Regions from separate parts of the Homo sapiens genome. Here region 2 is linked to region 1. A link is a loop called in an ENCODE intact Hi-C map of the cell type or tissue named here. Cell type or tissue: mammary epithelial cell. All regions are shown on one strand. Each heading gives the region's core, and the rest is flanking DNA. Links, peaks and the distances in the headings are about the cores only.

The links. Peaks named below come from ENCODE experiments on the same cell type or tissue, not always from the same donor. Only the 100,000 strongest peaks of a DNase experiment are listed, where the experiment ranks them.
Region 2: it touches region 1 in a loop (2.0-fold over the local background); 3 of 110 quality-filtered maps call a loop at or near these places.

The regions. Positions count from the first base shown.
Region 1 is chr9:77,179,087-77,192,127 of GRCh38, reverse strand. The region is part of intron 1 of VPS13A (vacuolar protein sorting 13 homolog A); the gene reads right to left. Among named protein-coding and RNA genes, the nearest start is that of VPS13A-AS1, 7.7 kb to the right of the region's middle. In mammary epithelial cell, for the core only: no CTCF peak of the experiment used is centred there; no DNase peak of the experiment used is centred there.
Region 2 is chr9:77,264,595-77,277,635 of GRCh38, reverse strand. It overlaps VPS13A (vacuolar protein sorting 13 homolog A), which reads right to left. Exons shown (of 72, transcript NM_033305.3): 24 at 4,272-4,356; 25 at 1,984-2,138; 26 at 1,415-1,571. Among named protein-coding and RNA genes, the nearest start is that of VPS13A-AS1, 93 kb to the right of the region's middle. RefSeq lists enhancers at 8,484-9,483, 9,484-10,484. In mammary epithelial cell, for the core only: no CTCF peak of the experiment used is centred there; a DNase peak (open chromatin) is centred at 6,445; H3K27ac peaks cover 915 bases.

The DNA of each region.
Region 1 (13,041 bases), core at 3,796-11,795:
AACAACAATCAAAAAGGACAAAGAAGGGCATTACAAAACAATAAAAGGTTGAATTCAACAAGAAGACTTAACTATCCTAAATACGTATATACCCAACACTGGAGCACCTAGATTCAAAAAAGAAGCTCTCAGAGACCTACAGAGACTTGCACAACCACACAATAATAGTGGGAGACTTCAAAAACCCACTGACAGTATTAGACAGACCTAAAGTCAACACTTCACCAAATGGACCTAACAGAGTTCTACAGAACACCTCACCCAACAAAAACAGAATATACGTTATTCTCATATGCACATGGCACGTATCTAAAACCAACCACATGCTCAACCATAAAGCAATTCTCAACAAATTAAAAATCCCACAATCATACCAACCATGTTCTCAAGATGACAGTGCAATAAAAATAGGTAACAATACCAAGAAGATCTCTCAAAACCATACAATTCCATGGAAATTAAACCACTCCTGAATGACTTTTGGGTAAACAACGAAATCTTAATTTCACTGAAATCCAGAAATTCTTTGGGCCAGGCACGGTGGCTCATGCCTGTAATCCCAGTACTTTGCAAGGCTTAGGTGGGGGGATCACTTGAGCCCAGGAGTTCAAGACCAGCCTGGCCAACATGGTGAAACATTGTCTTTACAAAAAATACAAAAAAAATTAGCCAGGTGTAGGAGTGCACACCTGCAGTCCCAGCTACTCAGGAGGCTGAGAGGTGGGAGGACTGCTTGAGCCTGGAAGGTGGAGGCTGCAGTGAGCCGTGTTCATGCCACTCCACTTCAGCCTCGGCAACAGGGCAAGAACCTGTCTCAAAAAAAAAAAAAAAAGAAGAAGAAAAAGAAAAGAAAAGAAAGGAATTATTTGAAACTAATGAAAACAAAGATACAATATACCAGAATCTCTGGGACATAGCTAATGTAGTCTTAAGAGGAAAGTTTATAGTGCTAAATGCCCACATCAAAATGTTAGAAAGATATAAAGTTAACAACTAACATCATGCCTAGAGGAACTAGAAAAATGAGCAAATCAACCCCAAAGCTAGCCACAGAAAAGAAATAACCAAAATTAGAGTTGAACTGAACAAAAAAAATACAAAAGATGGTTCCTTGAAAGAATAAATAAGATAGATTGCCAGCCAGACTAACAAAGAAAAAAAAAGAGAGAGAGGAGATCCAAATAAACACAATTAGAAATGGCAAAGGGGACATTACCACCGACCCAGAGAAATACAAAAAATCCTTAGAGGCTATTATGAACATCTCTATGCACACTAACTAGAAAATCTACAAGAAATGGATGAATTCCTGGAAACATACAACCTCCCAAGATTGAACCTGGAAGAAACTGAATACCTCAACAGAGCAATAATGAGTTCTGAAATTGTATAAAAAGTCTACCAACCAGAAAAAGCCCTGGACCAGATGGATTCATAACCAAATTCTACCGGACATATAAAGAAGAGCTGGTACCAATCCTATTGAAACTATTCCAAAAAATTGAGAAGGAGGGACTCCTCCCTAACTCATTTTATTTTATGAAGCCAGCATCATTCTGATAACAAAACCTGGCAGAGACATAACAAAAACAGGAAACTTCAGGCCTATATCCCTGATTAACATAAATGCAAAAATCTTCAACAAAATGGTAAACCAAATCCAGCAGCACATCTACCATGATCAAGTAGACTTTATTCCTGGTATGCAAAGTTGGTTCAATATACACAAATCAATAAGTGTGATTCATTACTAAACAGAACTAAAAACAAAAACCACATGATCATCTTTTCAGATTCAGGACTTTTGATAAAATTCAACATCCCTTCATGTTAAAAACCCTCAAAAGACTAAGCATCAAAGGAATATACCTGGAAATAATAAGAGCCATCTATGAAAAACCCACAGCTAACATCACACTGAATGAGCAAAATCTGGAAGTATTCCCCTTGAGAACCAGGACAACACAAGGATACCCACTTACTCCTATTCAACATAGTTCTGGAAGTCTTAGCCAGAGCAATCAGGAAAGAGAAAGAAATAAAAGACATCCAAATAGGAAGAGAGGAAGTCAAATCATCCCTGTTTGCAGACGGTATGATTCTATACCTAGAAAACTCCATAGTCTCTGCCCAAAGGTTCCTAGAACTAATAACTTCAACCAACTTTCAGGATACAAAATCAATGTACAAAAATCAGTAGTATTTCTATATACCAATAACATCCAAGCTGAGAGCCAAATCAAGAATTCAATCCCATTCACAATCGCCACAAAAAGAATAAAATGCCTAGGAATAGAGCTAATCAGAGAGGTAAAAGATCTCTACAATGAGAATTGCAAAACACTGCTCAAAGAAATCAGAGACAACACAAACAAATGGAAAAACATTCCATGCTCATAGACAGGAAGAATCAAAATTGTTAAAATGTCCATACTGCCCAAAGCAATCTACAGCTTCAATGCTATTCCTATCAAACTGCCAATGTTATTTCTCACAGAATTAGAAAAAACTATTTTAAAATTCATACTGGCCCAAAAAAGTAGCCTGAATAGCCAAAGCAACCCTAAACCAAAAGAATAAAGCCTGAGGCATCACACTACCTGACTTCAACCTATACTAAAAGGCTACAATAACCAAAACAACATGGCACTGATACAAAAACAGACATGTAGACCAATGGAACAGGTCAAGAGCCCAGAAATAAAGCCAGACACCTACAACCATCTGATTTTAACAAAACTGACAAGCAATGGGAAAAGGACTCCCTATTCAATAAATGGTGTGGAGATAACGGCCAGCCACATGCAGAAGACTGAAACTGGATCCTACCTTTCACCATATACAACAATCAACTCAAGATAGATTAAAGACTTAAATGTAAAACCTAAAACTATAAAAACCCTAGAAGAAAACTTAGGGAATACCATGCTGGACATAAGCCCTGACAAAGATTTCATGATGAAAATTCCAGAACTACAAAAAAAAAAAAAAAAAAGGCAAGTGGGACCTAATTAAACTAAAGAGCTCTTGCACAGCAAATGAAACTGTCCACAGAGTAAACAGACAATCTACAAAATGGGAGAAAACATTTGCAAGCTATACATCCAACAAAGATCTAATTATCCAGAATCGATAAGGAACTTAAACAAACAAGCAGAAAACTAACAACCCCATTTAAAAAATGGGCAATGGACATGAGCAGACACCTCTCAAAAGACACATGCGGCCAAGAAACATGGAAAAAAAAAACTCAACATCACTAATCATTAGAGGATTAATGATTAGTGAGATACGATCCTACACCAGTCAGAATGGCTATTATTAAAAAGTCAAAAATAACAGATGCTGGTGAGGCTGCAGAGAAAAGGGAACACTTACACACTGCTGGTGGGAATGTAAATTAGTTCAGCCACTTTGGAATGCAGTCTGGAGATTTAAGAACTAAGAACTACCAAAGAATTAAGAACTACCATTAGAACCAGCAATCCCATTACTGGGTATATACCCAAAGGACCATAAACTGTCCTACCATAAGGACACATGCATGCGTATGTGCATCACAGCACCACTTCACAATAGCAAAGACATGGAATCAACATAGATGTCTGTCAACAGTGGACTGGATAAAGAAAATGCAGTATATGTTCACCATGGACTACCACACAGCCATGAAAAGGAGCAAAATCATGCCCTTTGCAGCAACATGGATGCCACTGGAGAGCATTATCCTAAGCGAGTTATCACAGAAAAAGAAAACCAAATACTGCATATTCTCACAAGACGGAGTTAAAACTTGAGTACTGTGTTAGTCCATTGTTGTGTTGCTATAAAGAAATACCTGAGCCTGGGTAATTTACAAAGAAAAGAGGTTTAATTGGCTCATGGTTCTGCAAGCTGTACAGGAAGCATGGCACCAGCATCTATCTGCCCAGCTGCTGGGGAGGACGCAGGAAGCTTTCAATCATGGCAGAAGGCAAAAGCGGAGCCAGAACATCACATGGTCACAGCAGGAGCAAGAGGGGGAGTGCATAGGGAGGTGCCACACACTTAACCAGATCTTGCAAGAACTATTGCAAGGACAGCACCAAGCCATGAAAGATCCACCCCTATGACCCAACTGCCTCCCACCAGTCCCCACCTCCAACAATGGGGATTACAATTAAATATGAGACTTGGTGGGGACATGTATTCAAACTCTATCCAGTACACATGGACACAAAGAAGGAAACAACAAACACCAAGGCCTACTTGAGGGTGGAGGGTGTGGGGAGGGTGAGGATCAAAAAACTATCTATCGGGTACTATGCTCTCTACCTGGGTGACAAAATAATTTATACATCAAACCCCAGTGACACACAATTAACCCACACAACAAACCCACACATGTACCCCATGAACCTAAAATAAAAGTTAGCAGGGAAAAAAAGGAAGAAAAGGTAACACACAAAATGGGAAATATTTGCAAATCATATATCTGATAAGCAGCTAACATTGTGTGTGTGTGTGTGTGTGTGTGTGTATGTTTGTATGTAAACTCTTACAACTCAAAAAACAAACAACCTGATTAAAAGATGGACAAAGGACTTAAATAGATGTTTCTCCAATTAAGATATACAAATGGTCAATAAGCCCATGAAAAGATGTTCAACATTACTAATTAGAGAAATGTAAATGAAAACTACAAGATACCACCTCATATCCATTAGGATAACTACTATCAAAAAAAGAGAAAATAAATGTTGGTGAGGATGTGGAGAAATGGTGACCTTTGTACACTGTTGGTAGGAATGTAAAATGGTGCAGTCACTATAGAAAGTAGTATGATAATTCCTCAAAAAAATTGATAATGGAATTACTATATGATCCAGTAATTCTGCTTCTGGGTATGTAACCCAAAAATCTGACAGCACAGACTGAACTTCAAAGAAAAATATCCACATTCATAACACCATTATTCACAACAGCCAAAAGGTGGAAGCTGCCCAACTATTCATCAACAGATGAATGGAGAAACAAAATGCAGTATATACATACAATGGGATACTATTTAGCTTGAAAAATTATTGAAATGCTGACATTTCCTACAACACGGATGCACCTTGAGGACATTATGCCAAGTAAAAGAAACCAATAACAAATGGCAAATACTGTATAATTCCACTTATACTTCAAGTATTCGAATTTACAGACATCAAAAGTAGAATAACGGTTACTGGGGTCTGGGAAGACGGTGGAATGGGTAGTCATTGCTTAACGGGTAAGTGGTTCAGTTTTGCAAGATGAAGAATTCAGGAGATGAATAATGGTGAAGTCAGGAGATGAATGGTGGTGATGGTTGCACAATGTAAGTGTACTTAATGACATGAAGTGTACACTTAAAATGGTTAAGATAGGCCGGGTGTGGTGGGTCACACCTGTAATCCCAGCACTTTGGGAGGCCGAGGCGGGCAGATTACTAGGTCAAGAGATCAAGACCATTCTGGTCAACATAGTGAAACCCCATTTCTACTAAAAATACAAAAATTAGCTGGGCATGGTGGCATGCATCTGTAGTCCCAGCTACTTAGGAGGCTGAGGCAGGAGAATCGCTTGAACCCAGGAGGCAGAGGTTGCAGTAAGCAGAGACTGCGCCACTGCACTCCAGGCTGGGCAACACAGCAGGACTCCATCTCAAAAATTAAAAAAAACAAATAAATAAAGGAGTTCTTCAGAAAGAAGGAAAATGATTTAAACCAAAAACTCAGATTCACAGGAGCATTAGAGAATTAAGAGATGAAGGTAAATTAAGTCTTTTCTTCCTTATTCTTAAATTAATAGAAAAATGTCTAAAATACTAATAGCAGCAATGCATTGGATTATTACAGCTTATAGGTAAGTGAAATTAATGACAACAATGTTACAATGGGCAGAAGGGAGGAATCTGTATACTGTATTGTAAGATAGAGTATTACATATACTACCTCCATTTTCCATGAAGTAGTATAGTGGGATTTTTGTTTTTGTGTTTTTTGAGACAGAGTTTCGCACTGTCGCCCAGGCTAGAGTGAAGTGGCACAATCTCGGCTCACTGCCTCCCAGTTCAAGAGATTCTCATACCTCAGCCTCCTGAGTAGCTGAGACTACAGGCGCACATTACCATGCTCAGCAAATTTTTTGTATTTCTAGTAGAGATGGGGTTTCACCATGTTGACCAGGCAGGTCTCGTACTCTTAACCTTAAATGATCCGCCAGCCTCAGTCCCCCAAAATGCTGGAATTACAGGCGTGAGCCACTATACCTGACCTATAATGTTATTTGGACGTGGACTTGGACTAGTTTTAAGTGAACAGCACAAACTGTAATACAACCACTTAAATAAATTGTTTAAGAAGCATAATTGGTATGCTAAGACAGGAGAAAAAAATTAAATCATATCACATGATCAATTAAAACCAGAGAGGGCAAAAGAGGAGGGGAAGACTGTTTAAAAAGGAAACAAGTATAACAAAACAGAAAACAGCTATAAATATGATAAGACACTGTCAAAGGAAAATAAAGGTTTTTCTCTCTACTCTCATATTCGACACAGAACCCTTAGATAACCAGATATGTGAAGTTTTTCCCCCAATCCCTAAACAATTCTCCAACAGACACTAACTATAATTCAATTAAATAATGACACTATCTACCTAGAAAGGGTGTCATATCGAGCCGGGCGCAGTAGCTCACGCCTGTAATCCCAGCACTTTGGGAGGCCAAGGCAGGTGGATCACAAGGTCAAGAGATCAAGACCATCCTGGTCAACATGGTGAAACTCCGTCTCTACTAAAAATACAAAAAGTAGCCTGGTGTGGTGACAGGCGCCTGTAGTCCCAGCTACTCGGGAGGCTGAGGCAGGAGAATCACTTGAACCCGGGAGGCGGAGGTTGCAGTGAGCCAAAATTGCGCCACCGCACTCCAGCCTGGCGACAGAGCGAGACTCTGTCTCAAAAAAAAAAAAAGAGATAATGTCATATCCCACATGGTAAGGGCTCAGTTCCATAAGACTGCCCCTCACTTCAGATGTCAGTCACAAGTCGCAGGCTGTGATCTGTGCTTCTGATTGACCAGCTATAAATCAGGGTTCGCACCTGATTTTATTTGGTTTGATAATTTGCTGGGATAACTCACAAAACTCAGGGAAATACTTATATTTAACAGTTTATCATAAAGGATATTACAAAGGATACAGATAAAGAGATGGACAGAGCAAAGTAAGGTGGTGGGGAGCTTCCATGCCCTCCCTGTTGTGGACTTTGGTATCTGCACAGGTCTTGGAACTAAACCCCTGGAGATACTGAGTGCTAAACATACACGTCATGACCAAATGGGATTTATTCTAGGTATGCAAGGCTAGTTCAACATTCAAAGATCAATTAATGTAATGTATCACACCAACAGATTAAAAAAGAAAAAAATCCTGTGATAATAGTAATAGATGCAGAAAAAAACATTTGACAAAATCCAGCATTCTTTTGTTTTTGTTTTTTTGAGACGGAGTCTTGCTCTGTCACCTAGGCTGGAGTGCAGTAGCACGATCTCGGCTCACTGCAACCTCCGCCTCCCATGTTCAAGCGATTCTCGTGTCTCAGCCTCCCAAGTAGCTGGGACTACAGGTGCCCGCCACCACACCCAGCTAATTTTTGTATTTTTAGTAGAGACAGGGTCTCACCATGTTGGCCAGGCTGGGCTCGAACTCCTGGCCTCAACTGATCTGGCCACCTCAGCTTCCCAAAGTGCTAAAATTACAGGCATGAGCCATCATGCCTGGCTCCAACATTCTTGAAGGAAAAGAAAACACTCTCAGCAAAGCAGAATAGATGTGTATGTATGACAGAAAGAAAAAAATTAGAGTATTTGTTGCCTCTGAAGATGAGGGTAGGAATAAATTAGGAAAGGTCAGGAAAAAGACTTTCTGGGGTGATGGTCATGTTCTATATCTTGACTGGGTTTGAGTTACATGTGTGTATGTATTTGTCAAAACTCAGTCAATGTACACTTAAGATTTGTATATTTTCTTCTACATAAATTTTACCTCAAAAGGAAAAAAACTAAGCAAATATTGCACTCTAATGATACACATGCTGAAGTATTTAGGAGGAAATGAGCTCATCTCTACAACTTATTCTGAAATACATTTAATAATATGAATTGCTGCATGGATAGAGAGATGGACAGATGGACAGGTATGTGACAAAACATGTGTGGTTAAATATTAATGGTATTCCATTATATGGATATGCCAGTTTGTTTATCCATTCACCTGTTGGTGGATACTTGGACTGTTTCCCATTTGGGGCTATTAAAAATAAAGCTGCTATGCACATCTGTGTGCAAATCTTTGTATGAACATATGCTTTCATTTCTCTTGGGTAAACATGTAGAAGCACAATGGCTTGATAACATGGTTGATGTATGTTTAACTTTTTAAGAAATTGCCAAACTGTTTTCCCAAGTTGTTTAACATTTTACATCCCCAGGAGACATATTAACAGAGTTCCAGTTTTTGCACATCCTCACCACCACTTGCTATGGTCAGCAATAAAAAGGAATAAATTATTGATTGTACTACCACATGGATGAATCTCAAAATAATTATGCTGAAATAAGCCAGACTGAAAGAATACAAACTGTACAATCCCATTTATCCAAGTCTAGAAAACTCAAGCTAATATGCAGTAACAGAAAGCAAATCAGCAAAAACCTGGGGACAAGAAGGGTATAAGGGACAAGGAGGGTTAGAAGATACGGTTTACAAAAAGGCACAAGGAAACTTCTAGGTATGACAGATATGTTCATTATCATGTGATGATTGTTACCTGCATGCACATATATGCTAAAACTTATCAAATTGTAGACTTTAACGTGTATTTTACTGCATGTTAATTATACGTCAATAAAGCTGTTAATACATAATATTAATGACAGAATCTAGATAATGGGTATATGGAGAGGCACTGTAAAATCTCCTAACACTTTTTATAATAAAATGTTTCATAGTCTTTAAAGTTTTATTAAAGTATCTTAGAACATAAATATAAAAATAATACATAAGGAATTAGAATTGGTCATTAACACCAGACTGTAAGAATCATTTGTTTGGCTCCCTAGTGTATTCTGGGCACAGAAGAATGACTCCTTAAAAATCGAAAACTGTATCCTAACTGAATCTTCATCTTTTGTACTGCTTCTGGTATCATGGCGGTATCCAGCTAAGTGGCCACTAAACACATGATTCTATTATAAAGGGAAAACTGGGAGATTAACATTTCAAAAACAGAATACGTATGTTAGTTAATAGACAAGAAATCTGAACTTCTAATGTTACATAAAGATGTCAGGCATTATCAAAAAAAAATTACAAATTTGTCCAAGTATTGTGATTTCGGAGAAAACAAAATAGAGACAAAGGAGGCTAACTTAAGAAGGGGCTATGAAGTACAGGTACTTCCTGTGTTACAAATGATAATTCTATCACACAAGCCACTTTTACTACTGCTTTTGTCTATTTAAAATTCTAATACTTTTCCCCTTAATGTTCTCTTAAAATGTACCCAACTGTGCATCAAGTCCCCAGTGTCATTTGTTTAAAAAAATATTTTCATGTCCTACTCCAGATAAATAATTTATAATCTCTGGGGGCAGGTTCTGTATTCATAATAAGCACCTATGGCTGATTCTGATGCAGCCTAGCTCTTAAAGAAAATATGTGAAATGGCCGGACGCAGTGGCTCACACCTGTAATCCCAGCACTTTGGGAGGCCAAGGCAGGTGGATCACTTGAGGTCAGGCGTTCGAGACCAGCCTGGTTGACGTGGTGAAATGCCGTCCCTACTAAAAATACAAAAATTAGCCATGCATGATGGTGGGCACCTTTAATCCCAGCTACTCGGGAGGCTGAGGCAGGAGACTCACTTGAGGCCGTGAGACAGAGGTTGCAGTGAGCCGAGATCGCGTCACTGCACTCCCACCCGGGTGACAGAACGAGACTCCGTCTCAAAAAGAAAAGAAAAAGAAAAAGAAAATTGCTGGAGAAAGTTGGGAAGATAAATTTCAGATGAGTCTATGAAATATTACCACCTCTCTAACTAGATGATATATGGGAAGGGAGAATTATAAATAGAAGTGTATAAAAAGTATACCTTACCAACATCAAAATTTGCCAAGAGTCAGTCCTGGAATGAAGCTCAATTCCTTTTTCATCCCCTGTAAGACAGAGTCTTCTAGCAGTGAGTCTACTTACTGTATTGAACCCAGTACAGTAGCACTCTTCTGCTGCATTATAGTTAAACAGGTTTTTGGAAAAGTCCTCATTCATATATAAGAATGCTTCCATGGGAAAAATGCATTCTGATTTCCAAAGAATCCATCTCAGCAACAAATTTTCAGAGCACCATCCATTATTAGCAATGACTGAATACTAATTGATACTATTATAGTAACATGCTAATATTGAAATTTGCTGGATTATTTCAGAAGCCTAGCAAAAGCACACATTTACAACTACCAATAGGTCCTTCACGTTAGACCATAAAATATTATCTTAAAATTTTCCTATGCAGCATCCAGTTTCTTTTTTTTTTTTTTTTTTTTTGAGGCAGGGTCTCGCTCTGTTGGCCAGGCTAGAGGGCAATGGTGTGATCTCAGCTCACTGCAACCTATGCCTCCCAGCTTCAAGTGATTCTCCTGCCTCAGTCTCCTGAGTAGCTGGGATTACAGGCGAGCGCCACAGTACCCAGCTAATTTTTGTATCTTATTTTTTTCGTAGAGATGAGGTTTCACCACATTGGCCAGGCTGGTCTGAAGTGATCCACCCTCCCCAGTCTCCCAAAGTGCTGGGATTACAGGCATGAGCCACTATGCCTGGCCACCTAGTTTCTATTACAGAAATTTTCAAACAATGTTTTTAAAAAATCCTCCAAATTTATCAAATTACTACTTTTGAAATTCTCAAAGAATATTTTAAAAAAATACTCCAGCTATTATTTAAAGTTTCATTTATCAAAACATAACCAATTTCTATAAATAAAACACTGACATGTTATTTTATTTTATTTTGAGACAGAGTCTCGCTGTCTGTTGCCTAGGTTGGAATGCAGTGGCATGATCAGAGCTCACTGTAATCTCAAACTCCTATGCTCAAGCAATCTTCCCGCCTCAGCCTTCCAAAGTGCTGGGATTACAGGAATGAGCACCACACCTGGACAATGACTTGTTATTTTTTAAATTATTTGTTAAAGACTAAAGTTAGAGGGATCACATTACCTGATTTCTAGACTAACTACAAAGACACAGTTATCAAGACAGTGTAGTATTGGTGAAATGATAGACACACAGATTGAGACAGACTAAAGCCACACAATATTAAGTCTACTGATTTTTTTTTTACGAAATGCAAAGATAATTCAATAGAGAAAGGATCCTCTTTCTTAGCAAGTGGTGCTAAACAATTGGATATTTGCATCCACATGCAAACAAATGAACCTCAACCTTCAACACATATCACACACCTTATACAAAAAGAAATCCAAAACCTAAAACTACAAAACTTCCTTAAGAAAACACAGGAGAACATCTTTGACTTTGGGTTGGGAAAAGATTTCTTAGATATGAATACCAAAAGCCATGATTCATAAAAGAAATGTTTTATAAACTGGGCTTTTCCCAAAATCAAAAATGTATGCTCTGCAAAAGACAAAATGGGAAAAGACTGAGAAAGTATTTTCAAATTACATATCTGATGAAGAAATTGTATCCTTAATATTTAAAGAACTCTCAAAACTCAACCATAAGAAAACAAACACTCTGGAAAAAGAGTTTGGCTGTTCCTCAAAAGGTTACACAAAGTCAGCATATGACCCAGCAATTCCACTTCTAGGTATATATCCAAGAGAATTTAAAACATACATCCACAAAAAAACTTGTACATGAATGTTCAGTGGCATTATTCATAATATCCAAAAGGTGGATGTTTAGGAATAATCTAAACATCCAGCAACTGGTGAGTATAGATAAATAAATTGTGGTCTATGAATATAATGGAATATTATTCAACCCTAAGAGCAAATGAAATAGTCATACATCCTTCAACATGGAGGAACCTTGAAAATACATTAGGTTAAAGAAGCCAGAAACAAAAGGCCACATATCATATAATTCCATTTAAATGAAATGTCCAGAATTACCAAATCCATAAAGACAGAAAGATTAGTGGTTGCCAGAGGTGGAGTAGTGAGAAGGGAGGAAATTGGGAGTCACTCCTAATGGACATACGATTTAATTTTGGGGTGCTGAAATATTCCGGAATGAGAGAGTGGTGATGGTTGTACAATTTTGTGACTATACTAAAAAACACTGAATTGTACATTTTAAAAGAGTGAAATTTATGGTATATGAAATAAATCTCAAAAAAAAAAAAAAAACGTACAACCCAATTTAAAACCACTCTTAGGTATTTATCCAAGAGAAATAACAATTATGTTCACACAAACACCCGTACGTGAATGTTTATGACGGCTTTATTTATAACCTCCAAAAACTGAAATATTCTTCAACCAGCAAACAGATAAATACTTACAGTCAGGCGGGCGCAGTGGCTCACGCCTGTAATCCCAGCACTTTGGGAGGCAGAGGCAGGCGGATTACTTGAGGTCAGGAGTTTGAGACCAGCCTGGCCAACATTGCAAAACCCCCTCTCTACTAAAAATTAGCCGGGCGTGGTGGCGGGGTGAGATCAACTGCAAAGGAGCAGCTGAGAGAATTCGGGAGGCTTGATGAACCTTTTATGTGCCATTATTGTGGTGGTGCATACATGCCTCTTAGCATTTGTCAAGACAGAACTGTATCACAAGAGTGAATTTTACTGCATGTAAATTTTAAACAAATAAATAAGTTGATTAATCACACTCTAGACAAACCTCCACCCTGAATGTGGAAGCAAGACTCCACTACAGATCAAAGTTCACCTCAAGTATTCTTAAGGCTTCCTTCTGAGGTACATGGGAGACAAATTTTATTTTCACT
Region 2 (13,041 bases), core at 1,898-9,897, 87 kb before region 1:
TATGGAGACACTAAAAGGATCACCAGTTGCCAGGGGTTAAGTGGGAGGGAGGGACAAATAGGTGGAGCACAGAGGATTTTTAGGGCAGTGAAACTACTCCACATGAGAAGGTAATGGTAGATGCATGTCATTATACATGTCCAAACAGAAGGTATAACAGCAACAGTGAACCTTAATGTAAATTGTGGACTCTTGGTAATTACGATGTGTCAGTGTAGGTTCATCAGTTGTAACAAATGTACCACTCTAGTGGAGGATGTTGATAATGAAAAAGGCTATGCAGGTGTGGGTACAAGGAGTATATGGGAAATCTCTGTACCTTCTGCTCAATTGTCCCATGATCTAAAACTGCTCTAAAAAATAGTCTATTTAAAAAATTTTATTTCCACCTCTGCTCATACATAATATTATTATGCTACAAAGGAGTTTAATAAAATGAAACTGGTGTCCTAATAATTGCCTCTACTATTCACAATTATCTTTCAAGGAAAAATCCAAAAAATGTAAATGAAGAAATATAAATACAACCCTCCTAATTACCTAACATAGGAAACAGAATAGTTTCTTAGGGATCATATATCCATTACGAACACAAAAGGTTTGCAGTAAGGAGAATACTGCCCTCTGCCCCCAACAAAGATACCTACGCTCTAATCCCCCGGAATCTGAGAATATGTTAACTCATATGGCAAAAGGGCCTTGGAAAATGGGATTAAGGTTAAGGTTAAAGGTATATTATCCTGAATTATAGAGGTGTGTCCAATCTAATCACTGGAGTTTTAAGAGTGGAAGCAAAACACAGAAGAGGAGGTTAGAGATATGGCAACATGAGGAGGATCTGATGCCTTATTGTGGTTAGCAGCTACGTGCAAAAAAGCAACTGAGGCCTAAGGGCAGCCATCCGCTAACAGGCAACAAGGAAACATAGACTTAAACCATGTGTAAATGAATTTTGTCAACACCTGACTGAACAATGAAATGGACCCTCCTCTAGAGCCTCCTAAAAGGAAGTCCTACTGACACCTTGAGTTTTGCCCAGTGAGACTTGTGTCAGACTTCTGTCATACAGAACTCTAAGATAATAAATTTGTGTTGTTTTTAAGCACTAAGTTTGTGGTAAATTGTTATAGCAACAATAGAAAACTAATTAAGTGTTCCAATACTCAGTTAAGTAGATTTAAAATTCAACCATTATCATCTGATTTTCCATAATGAATAAAATTATCTTCATTTTATCTCCGGTGTGCCCCCCACATTACCAACTATAAAAGTTAAAGATTAACTCAAAAAGGAATGGTTCTCTGAGAATATTTCAGCAAATGTACTGATTCAGAGCCTAAAGAATTGAAAACTCTCTAGCAGGTAGTCAAACAATGAAATTAATTTATTTATTTTAAAAAATAGAGATTCTTACCCAAGTATTCTGGGCATTTTAAGCAGAACTCTTTCAAAAAGGCATTTGCTTTCAAATCGTATGTTCTAATCTCAATTTCTGCACCCAATCCTAAAACAAGAATTTCTACCACAGATAGTTCACAATCTCCAACAAGGTGATAAAACTCGATCAAAACCTGGAGAAGAAAGAAAAAAGAAATTACCACTACATAAAACAAAAACATGTTTATGTGCATAGTGGTTACATGTGAATATATGAGGTATACATACAATTGATATATTATTATTTAAAATTTAGGAGAGATTTTATACCCACACAGACATACAATACACACACAACATAAATAATCGTTTTCACAAAAACATGTACTGAATAAATTTAAATCCTTCACTCTTGATTAAGGAAGTTAATCTTATTTAAAAAAAAAAGGGGGGGGCGGGGAGTGACCAAGAATCACACAGCAAGTCTGGAATTACTTTAATTAGGGTGAAAAAGATAGTGCTTCTTAACAATGAGACTATATAGTAAGCTGTAAATATAGAAACAGCAAACAAATTAAGCCATGTTAATTTTACCGTAGTACCTACCTTTGGTACTTCAAATCTTATTTTAAATGTAGTCATATTTACTGAACAATCCTGCTTTTGTAACTTTCTGGTTCGAATACTTTTAACTCCAGTTGGAAACTGAAGAGGTTCTTCCAAGGGACTACATGGTGCATCAAAAAATTCCTCCTCTGAATCTACATTTCACAGAACATTATTTAAGTCAATAATTAAAATGATCAATTTAACAGTATTTCAATAGAAATAAATATGAACACTAAAACACTAAGGCTCTCTTTTAAATATCAAATATTAACATGAGAACCGAAATAAACAGAAAATAATATAGACATTACTGTACTTTTTTATTGTCCATTTTAAACAAAGGGATACTCTACTTTTAAATAACATTCTTGGTTATAAAGAAGCATGGAACATTATTAAGATGTAATCTTTAGCTTAAGAAGCCCATCTTTTGAAATAGTCTATTTTAAAATTGCTTAAATTTTACAGGAAATGCCAATGCCGATGATTATACACACCATGAATACTCAAAGTAATATGTTAATATGCTCACTCTACCTGGATAGTGTAACAGGACTTAGGTATAAACTCTGCAATATTAGCAGCAGAGTCTGAATGAAGTAAACTGAGATCAAGCACTACTTTGTATACATATATATACACAAATATAGGTATATGTACATATACGTTGATATGTAATACACATCAGCATACACATATGCTGATATTAAAAAGGACTGAAAAAGCATTAGATAACTTAGTAAAACCATTAAAACTAGGTTTAAATGAAACAATCAGAAGTATATCCCTAATAAACTAAGACTGAAGTTAAAGTAGATGATCTCACAAACAACTTCTCTCTGGTGACTATAAATAAAGAAAAATTGTTCTCTAAGAAACCAAGAATCGACATGGCAGTTTCTGTTATTTAACATTTATCAATTTTTAAAGTCTTAAAAATATAGACATACACCTTTTCTAATACGGTCATTAAAAAGCACATATTTGGTATCAGAATAGTTATATATTTTTATATGTAAATGTAGATAATTATTGATGATTTTCCTTTAATAATTATATTTTTAAAAATGTTTTAAATATACTATAGCAAAATTTTCCAAATAACTAAAAAACACATTAGAAATTAAGACATCTGTGAAGTTTTGTGGTGTTTTTTAACTCACAGCCAAATAAAGATAATTAACTTATTAGTGGTCCCTGTCATTTTTTTTTTTTTTTTTTTTGATTCGGACTCTCGCTCTGTCACCAGGCTGGAGCACAGTGGCACGATCTCTGCTCACTGCAACCTCCGCCTCCTGGGTTCAGGCGATTCTCCTGCCTCAGCTTCCCGAGTCGCCGGGACTACAGGTGTGCAGCACCACTCCCAGCTAATTTTTGTACTTTTAGTAGAGGTGGGGTTTCACCATGTTGGCCAGAATGGTCTCGATCTCTTGACCTCATGATCCGCCCGCCTTGGCCTCCCAAAGTGCTGGGATTACAGGCATGAGCCACTGCGCCTGGCTGGTCCTTGTCATTTTCTGTTCAACTTTATACCAAAAAAATCCCATTGCAAAAGCAACTTTAAGGAATTGTGCTATTTAAAATAAATTTTAGTTAAAATTTCCTGAAAATATACAAATATCTGCTATTGCCTTAAATTTCTTATATGACTACAGAAGACCAAAATACGCCACTCGAAAACATGTCTTTTTGGCATAAGGATTACACTGAGTCAATTATTTTAAGAAACAGCAGACACAGGAAAAGCTCTGAAGACAGATCCTAAGTTTCCCTTTTCTAAGGGAAATTAACATTTATAAGAGAAATCTACCTTGTAAAGGTATCTTCCTTTCTGTACCAGGGAAGATGACTCTTACTCCCAAGACATTCTTATCAACGGAGAAAACACTGACATATCTGCGTAACAAACTTTACCCTTGTGTACCATACTTTTTCTGGTCGCCTTCCCATATACCTTGCCTCCCCAGCAACCCCTATCCCTGAAGCCCAAAACCTCTTTTCCTTTGTTTAAGCCCAAACTGGTATATAAACCCAAATTTTAATCACCACCTTGAGTTACTCATTCCTGAGCTTCTTGCATGTACCCATGAAATATGAATGCTAGTAAATCTGCTTGTTTTCTCATGTTAATCTGTCTTCCATTCATAGAGCCTCAGTCAAGAACCTAGATTTTAAAAGGAAAAGATATTTTCCTTCCTCTGTGTGGTCCTTTGAGAAAAATATGCCTCAAAACAGAAATTATTTTAATAAAATAAGAAAAATATCCTTAAGCAGTTTCATTTTACCATCTTCAGAAACAGATGGAAGTTCCAAGAGAGGAATTATTTTCTGTGAAATCTGTGATGTTCCCAAAGAAGTAGATGTTTGAATCTGAAAGAAAAGTAATTCAATGTTGATTAGCACAAAAATGTTTATTCACCGCTTATTCAAAAAATGTTTATTCAAAGTTCTACAACAGTTTTGACAAAAAGCTATCCAATTTGAATTAACTGAGAAGATAATCAGGTTTAAATTAGAAAAATACATTATAAAACGCAGATTTTAAAGAAGTAGTTTTACAATTTTAAGGCTAAATAAAAATTGTAGAACTGTTTTAATAATGTCCTTGATGACAGGCTTTGAGTAGAAACAGATCTTATATTTTAAGTCAACATAGTATTAAATCAGGACATCTGTGAGGAACACACAAGTCACAATACTTAAAGCCTCTAGAATTGAGGAACTTACTTTTATTTTTGATCTCTGAAAGGTATTTCAGGAAATTTACTTTTTTACAGTTTGGAGAAATACAGCATATATAAAAACAAATTTTGCAGTTTAAAAAAATAATAATAAAAGACACATCTGAATTTTCCAACCCAGCCAAGCAATAAAACATTACCACATCCTGACCTAGAAGCATCTTCTTATGTGTTCCTCCCGGATCTCATTCCTCCTTGTCACGTTCCCTACCTCTCATCATGATCTTGCTTTTATTTAGTTGTTTGTACTAAAGCACCTATGAATGATTATCTAAATAATGCATCGTTTACCCCTGCCTCTTTCCAAACTGTAGCATATATGACATACATTTTCCTGTGACTTCCTTTACAAAACAATGTTTAAATTTTAACCACACTGATAGTTAACTGAATTTTACTGTGATATTGTATTGCACTGATGAAGAAACCACTACTTATTTGTCCACTATACTGTTGGTGAGTATCTGTGTTGCTTATAGATTTTTGCTTTTGCTTGTAGCACTACTATAAACATCCTTGATATGCCCATAGGTGCTTGTGGATAAAACTTTCCCAAACAGTAAAATTATATATGTTCACCTTATTGAGCACTATCAAACCATTTTCAAAAGTGGTGATAAGACATTACACTAACACCAGCAGCACAGTTTCTATCTCTCCATATCCTCACAATGCTTAGGGTGTTCAAAGATTTCAAATTATATCAGTCTCATTGGCCATGTCATCCTAGTTTTAATTACAATTTCACAAATGCATAACGGTTACATATCATATCAAACACAAATAGCTTCCTTGGTTATTTGTGTTTGCCATTCTGTGAAATTCTGCTCATTTTGGAAGCAGCAGCAGCATTTTTTTTAAGCACATTATAATCTACTACACGAAGTACATAAACTCTAAAGTTCAATACATTTTCAGAAAGTAAACACACTCAACCTACCAACCACCCAGGTCCAGTATGAAACATTACAAGCAACTCATAAGCCTCCCTTAAGCTCCTTGCAATCATTAGGCATCCTCCCAAAAGTAACAACTATGTTACCTTAATTTCAACTTTTAATGTTTTGAAATTTTTGTATCTTACATTTATTAGTGAAACTGGGCTATTATTTTCCTCTTTTATAATGTAGTTGTTAGGTTTTAGAATACAAGTTTTGTTAAGTTCTTAAATGAATTGCCAAGTAATCCTGCGTTCTATTCCCTAAAATGCCCTGGAGTTTTGAGGGAAGCTCCCCCTACACTCAATCACTGCCCATCACTGCTACATGTATTAGTATTTTTTTTCCTGAGTAGTAGTCTACTGTATGAATATACTATTTTTCCTTATCCATTCACTTCTGGATAGACAATTGGGTTTTATGCAACTTTTTACTATTATGAATAACCCTACTGTGAGTATTCTAGTTCAAGTCTTTTGGTAGGCATGTGACTTCATTTCTCTTGGGTAAAAACCTAGGAGTAGAATTCCCAAGTCATATGGTAAGTATATACTTAACCTTATTTTTAAAAACTACCAAACTAAATTACAAAGGGTTATGCTATTTTCAAGTTTCACAAGTAACATATGAGAGTTTTAAATCCTTGTCATGGCAACACCTTGACATGGTATTGCCATTCTTCTTATTTTTAGCCATTCTAACCATTGTGTAGTAGTATTTCTATGTGGCTTTGATTTGCATTTTTCTGGTGAGTAATAAAGTCGAACATCTTTTCATGCTACCTGTTTAGTCATTTATTATTGAGCTGTTAGTCTTCTCATATATTCTAGATACAAGTCTGGACTTGTAAAAATATTTTTGCAACTATTTTTCCCAAGTGGATGGTTAGATGGTTTGCCTTTTCACCTTTTTTAACAATGTCTTCCAAACAGCAGAAAAATTTAATTTTTATAAAGTCCAATTTATTTATTTTTTTCTCCTGTTATATTTGCGCTTTTTATATCCTAAGGTATCTTTACCTACTGCAAGGATTCAAAATTTTAACCTACATTTTTTGTTCCAGAAATTACACTTGTGGACTTTATATTTAGGTCTATGCTTCAAGTTAAATTCCGCATATAAGATAAGGGTTGAAATTAATTTACTTTCCACATGGAAATCCGGTTGTTTCAGAACCATATGTTGAAAAGGTGATCCTTCCCCCACTTAGCTAGGCTGGCATCTTTGTAATAAATCAAACACATATTAACCACATATTGTACAATTTTTTTTTTGTTTTTGAGACAGATTCTCCTTCTGTCACCCAGGCTGGAGTGTAGTGGCACAATCTCGGCTCACTGCAACCTCCGCCTCCCAGGTTCAAGTGATTGTTGTGCCACAGCCTTCTGAGTAGCTGGGACTACAGGTGTGCACCACCACACCCAGCTAATTTTTATATTTTTAGTAGAGACGGGATTTCATCGTGTTGGCCAGGCTGGTCTTGAACTCCTGGCCTCAAGTGATTTGACCAGCTGCAATGAGAAATAAGACGATGCCTTCAACATTTTACTTAGAAATCTCCACAGCTAAATATCCAACTTCATCACTAGAACATAATTTAACCAAGATCTTTGCCACTTTATAACAAGGACCACATTCCCTTCAATGTCAAATAACATGTTCCTCATTTCCACTTGAGGTCTCAACAGAAACAGCTTGAACGTCCATATTTTATATCAATAATTTATTAAACGATAGAATCTAGGTTTTTTTCTAACATGTGCCTCAAAATTCTTCCAGTCTCTGCCCATTACCCAGTTCTAAAGCCACTTCAACATTTCTAAGTGCTTGTTAAGCAACAACTCACTGCTTGGTACCAAAACGTATATGAGATTGCCAGAGCTGCCATAACAAAATAGCATAGACTGGGTGACTTTAACAACAGAAATCTATGTTCTCACAGTTCTGGAGGCCACCTCTATCGTTAACTTGCAGATGACCTCCTTTCTGTGTCCTCACATGGGCTTTCCTCAGTGTGCATGCATCTCTGGTGTCTCTGTGAGACCAAATTTCCTTTTCTTATAAAGACACCAGTCAAACTGGATTAGCGCCCACCCTAGTGGTCTCATTTTAACTTAATCACTGCTGTAAAGAACCTATCTGTAAATACAGTCACAATGTGAAATAGCAGAATTAGGGTTCAATATATAAATTTTGAAGGGCACAATTCAGCCCATACACTATGTACAAATTTAACAACATATATTAGCAAACGGATGCTTAAGCTACAAATAACCAATTTTTAAAAACTTAAAAAGACCTAAGCAAATGGAGAGATATACCATGTTAATGAACTGAAAGACTCAATACTGCTAAAATGTTAATTCTCCCAAATTAATGATACAATTTCTATCCAAATCTCAGCCAGAATTTTTGTGGAAATTGATAAGTTGATTCTAAAAGGCAAAGGAATCAGTCGAAAACATTTTGGAAATACAAAAAGTTGGAGGACTAACCTTTCTGGATTTCAAGACATGAAGTTATAGTATAATTAAGACAGTATGATATCAACAAAAGGACAGAAACAGATGGAAATGATAGACACAGAAATCACTGGAAGAGTCTGAAATAGACTTACACATATATAGTCAACTCAATAGTAAAAGAATAGTCTTTTTAACAAACAAAATGGAAATAACTAAGTGCAGATGTAAAACTAGAAAGAGGATCCCATCACAAGCACCATATAGAAAAATTAAATGGATGAGAGACCTAAGTATAAAACCTAACTCTAAAAAATTTCTAGAAAAAAACATAGGGAAAAATCTTCTTGACCTTAAATTAGGCAAAAATTGCAGAGATGTGATACAAAAAGCTCAATATCTAGAGAAAATATTGCTAAAGTCAATTGTATCAAAATTAAACTTTTGCCCTCCAAAAGACAATTAAAGAAACAAAAAAACTCACCAACAGACTAGGAAAAGAATACAACAAAACACTAAAGTATTCAGGAGTAATGGGACATTAACTCACTTTCTTTTTTTTTTTTTTTGAGATGGAGTATCGCTCTGTCGCCCAGGCTGGAGTGCAGTGGCGCAATCTTGGCTCACTGCAACCTCCACCTCCAGAGTTCAAGTGATTCTCCTACCTCAGCCTCCTGAGCAGTTGGGATTACAGATGCCCACCACCATGCCTGGCTAATTTTTATATTTTTAGTACAGACGGGGTTCCACCATGTTGGCCAGGCTGGTCTCGAACTCCTAACCTCAAGTGATCTGCCTGCCTCGGGCTCCCTAAGTGCTGGGATTACAGATGTGAGCCACCACGCCCAGGTAGTAACATACTCTCTAACAGACTGGGGATAAAACTTCTCTACACTGGTGGCTGGCAAGATGGCTGAATATGAACAACTCCAACCTGCAGCTCCAGGCAATATCAATGCAGAAGGCCAGTGATTTCCGCATTTCCAACTGAGGTACCCGGCTCATCTCAGTGGGACTGGTTAGACAGTAGATGCAACCAACGGAGGGCGAGCTGAAGCAGAGTGGGGCTTTGCCTCACCCCGGAAGCACAAAGGGATCAGGGAACTCCCTCCCATAGCCAAAGGAAGCCCTGAAGGACTGTGCCATGAGGAACGGTGCACTCCAGCCCAGATACTACACTTTTCCCACAGTCTTCGCAACCGGCAGACCAGGAGATTCCCTCGGGTGCCTACACCAACAGGGCCCAGGGTTTCAAGAACAAAACTGGGCAACCATTTGGGCAAACATCAAGCTAGCTGAAGGAGCTTTCTTTCATACCCCAGTGGCACCTGGAATGCCAGCAAGATGAACCTTTCACTCCCTTGGAAAGGGGGCTGAAGCCAGTCTTGCTCAGCGGATCCCACTCCCATGGAGCCCAGCAAGCTAAGATCCACTGGCTTGAAATTCTTACTGCCAGCACAGCAGTCTGAAGTCAACCTGGGATGCTTGGTGGGGGGAGCGGGAATCACCACTGCTGAGGCTTGAAAAGGCAGCTTTTCCCTCACAGTGTAAACAAAGTTGCCTGGAAGTTCAAATTGGGCGGAGCCCACTGCAGCTCAGCAAAGCCACTGTAGCCAGACTGCCTCTCTAGACTCCTCCACTTTGGACAGGGCATCTCTGAAAGAAAGGTAGCAGCCCAGTCAGGGGCTTATAGATAAAACTCCCATCTCCCTGGGACGGAGCACCTGGGGGAAGGGGCGGCTGTGGGTGCAGCTTCAGCAGACTTAAACATTCCTGCTTGCTGGCTCTGAAGAGAGCAGTGGATCTCCCAGCAAAGCACTCAAACTCTGCTAAGAGACAGACTGCCTTCTCAAGTGGGGCCCTGACCCCCATGCCTCCTGACTGGGAGACACCTCCCAGCAGGGGTCGACAGACACCTCATACAGGAGAGCTCTGGCTGGCATCTGGCATGTGCCCCTCTGGGACGAAGCTTCCAGAGGAAGGAACAGGCAGCAATCTTTGCTGTTCTGCAGCCTCCGCTGGTGATACCCAGGGAAACAGGGTCTGCAGTGGACCTCCAACAAACTCCAGCAGACCTGCAGCAAAGGGGTCTGACTGTTAGAAGGAAAACTAACATACAGAAAGGAACAGCATGAACATCAACAAAAAGGACGTCCACACAGAAACCCCATCCGAAGGTCACCAACTTCAAAGACTCAAGGTAGATAAATCCACAAAGATTAGGGAAAAACCAGTGCAGAAAGGCTAAAATTCCAAAAACCAGAATGCCTCTTCTCCTCCAAAGGATCACAACTCCTTGCCAGCAAGGGAACAAAACTGGATGGAGAATGAGTTTGCAGAATTGACAGAAACAGGCTTCAGAAGGTGGGTAATAACAAACTCCTCTGAGCTAAAGCAGTATGTTCTAACCCAATGCAATGAACCTAAGAGTGTTGAAAAAAGGTTAGAGGAAATGCTAACTAGAATAACCAATTTAGAGAAGAACATAAATGACCTGATGGAGTGGGAAAACACAGCATGAGAACTTCGTGAAGCATATACAAGTATCAATAGCCAAATCGATCAAGCGGAAGAAAGGATATCAGAGATTGAAGATCAACTTAGTGAAATAAAGCATGAAGACAAGATTAGAGAAAAAAGAATGAAAACGAACAAACAAAGCTTCCAAGAAATATGGGACTATGTGCAAAGACCAAACCTACATTTGACTGGTGTACCTGAAAGTGACGGGGACAATAGAACCAAGTTGGAAAACACTCTTCAGGATATTATCCAGGAGAACTTCCCCAACCTAGCAAGATAGGCCAACATTCAAATTCAGGAAATACAGAGAACACTACTAAGACATTCCTCAATAAGAGCAACCCCAAGACACATAATCGTCAGATTCACCAAGGTTGAAATGAAAGAAAAAATGTTAAGGGCAGCCACAGAGAAACGTCAGGTTACCCACAAAGGGAAGACCATCAGACTAACAGCAGAGCTCTCTGCAGAAACCCTACAAGCCAGAAGAGAGTGGGCGCCAATATTCAACATTCTTAAAGAATAAAGCAAGTTCTTAAGAGACCTACAAAGAGACTTAGACTCCCACACAACAACAGCAGGAGACTTTAACACCCCACTGTCAATATTAGACAGATCAAGAAGACAGAAAACTAACAAGGATATTCAGAACTTGAACTCAGCTCTGGACCAAGTGGACCTAATAGACATCTACAGAACTCTCCACCCCCAAATCAACAGAATATACATTCTTCTCAGAACCACATCACATTTATTCTAAAATTGATCACATAATTGAAGGTAAAACAAGCTTCAGCAAATGCAAAAGAATGGCAGTCATAACAAACAGTCTCTCAGACCACAGTGCAATCCAGTTAGAACTCAGGATTAAGAAACTCACTCAAAACCGCACAACTACATGGAAACTGAACAACCTGCTCCTGAATGACTACTGGGTAAATAATGAAATTAAGGCAGAAGTAAGTTCTTTGAAACCAATGAGAACAAAGACACAACCAGAATCTCTGGGACACAGCTAAAGCAGTGTTTAGAGGAAAATTTATAGCACTAAAATCCCCACAGGAGAAAGCGGGAAAGATCTAAAATCAACACCCTAACATCACAATTAAAGAACCAGAGAAGCAAGAGCAAGAGGAAACAAATTCAAAAGGTAGCAGAAGACAAGAAATAACTAAGATCAGAGCAGAAATGAAGGAGATAGAGACACGAAAAACCCTTCAAAAATATCAGTGAATCCAGGTGCTGGTTTTTTGAAAAGATTAACAAAATACATAGACTGCTAGCCAGACTAATAAAGAAAAGAGAAGAATCAAACAGACACAATAAAAAATGCTAAAGAGGATATCACCACTGATTCCACAGAACTACAAACTACTATCAGAGAATACTATAAACACCTCTACACAAATAAACTACAAAAATCTAGAAGAAATGGATAAATTCCTGGACACATACACCCTCTCAAGACTAAATCAGGAAGAAGTCGAATCCCTGAATAGACCAATAACAAGTTCCGAAATTGAGGCAGTAATTAATAGCCTATCAACCAAAAAAAGCCCACGACCAGATAGATTCAAAGCCGAATTCTACCAGAGGCACAAAGAGGAGGTGGTACCAGTCCTTCTGAAACTATCCCAAACAATAGAAAAAGAGGGACTTCTCCCTAACTCATTTTATGAAGCCAGCCTCATCCTGCTACCAAAACATGGCAGAGACACACACAAAAAAGAGAATTTCAGGCTAATATCCCTGATGAACGTCAATGTGAAAATCCTCAATAAACTACTGGCAAACCAAATCCAGCAGCACATCAAAAAGCTTATCCATCACAATCAAGTTGGCTTCATCTCTGAGATGCAAGGCTGGTTCAACATATGCAAATCAATAAACGTAATCCATCACATAAACTGAACCAGTGACAAAAACCACACGATTACCTCAATAGATGCGGAAAAGGCCTTCGATAAAATTCAACACCCTTCATGCTAAAAACTCTCAATAAACTAGGTATTGATGGAATGTATCTCAAAATACTAACAGCTATTTATGACAAAGCAACAAACAATATCATACTGAATGGGCAAAAACTGGAAGCATTCCCTTTGAAAACTGGCACAAGACAAGAATGCCCTCTCTCACCACTCCTATTCAACATAGTATTGGAAGTTCTGGCCAGGGAAATCAGGCAAGAGAAAGAAATAAAGGGTATTCAAATAGGAAGAAAGGAAATCAAATCGTCTCTGTTTGCAGATGACATGACTGTATATTTAGAAAACCCCAATGCCTCAGCCCAAAATCTCCTTAAGCTCATAAGCAACTTCAGCAAGGTCTCAGGATACAAAATCAATCTGCAAAAATCACAAGCATTCCTATACACCAATAATAGACAAA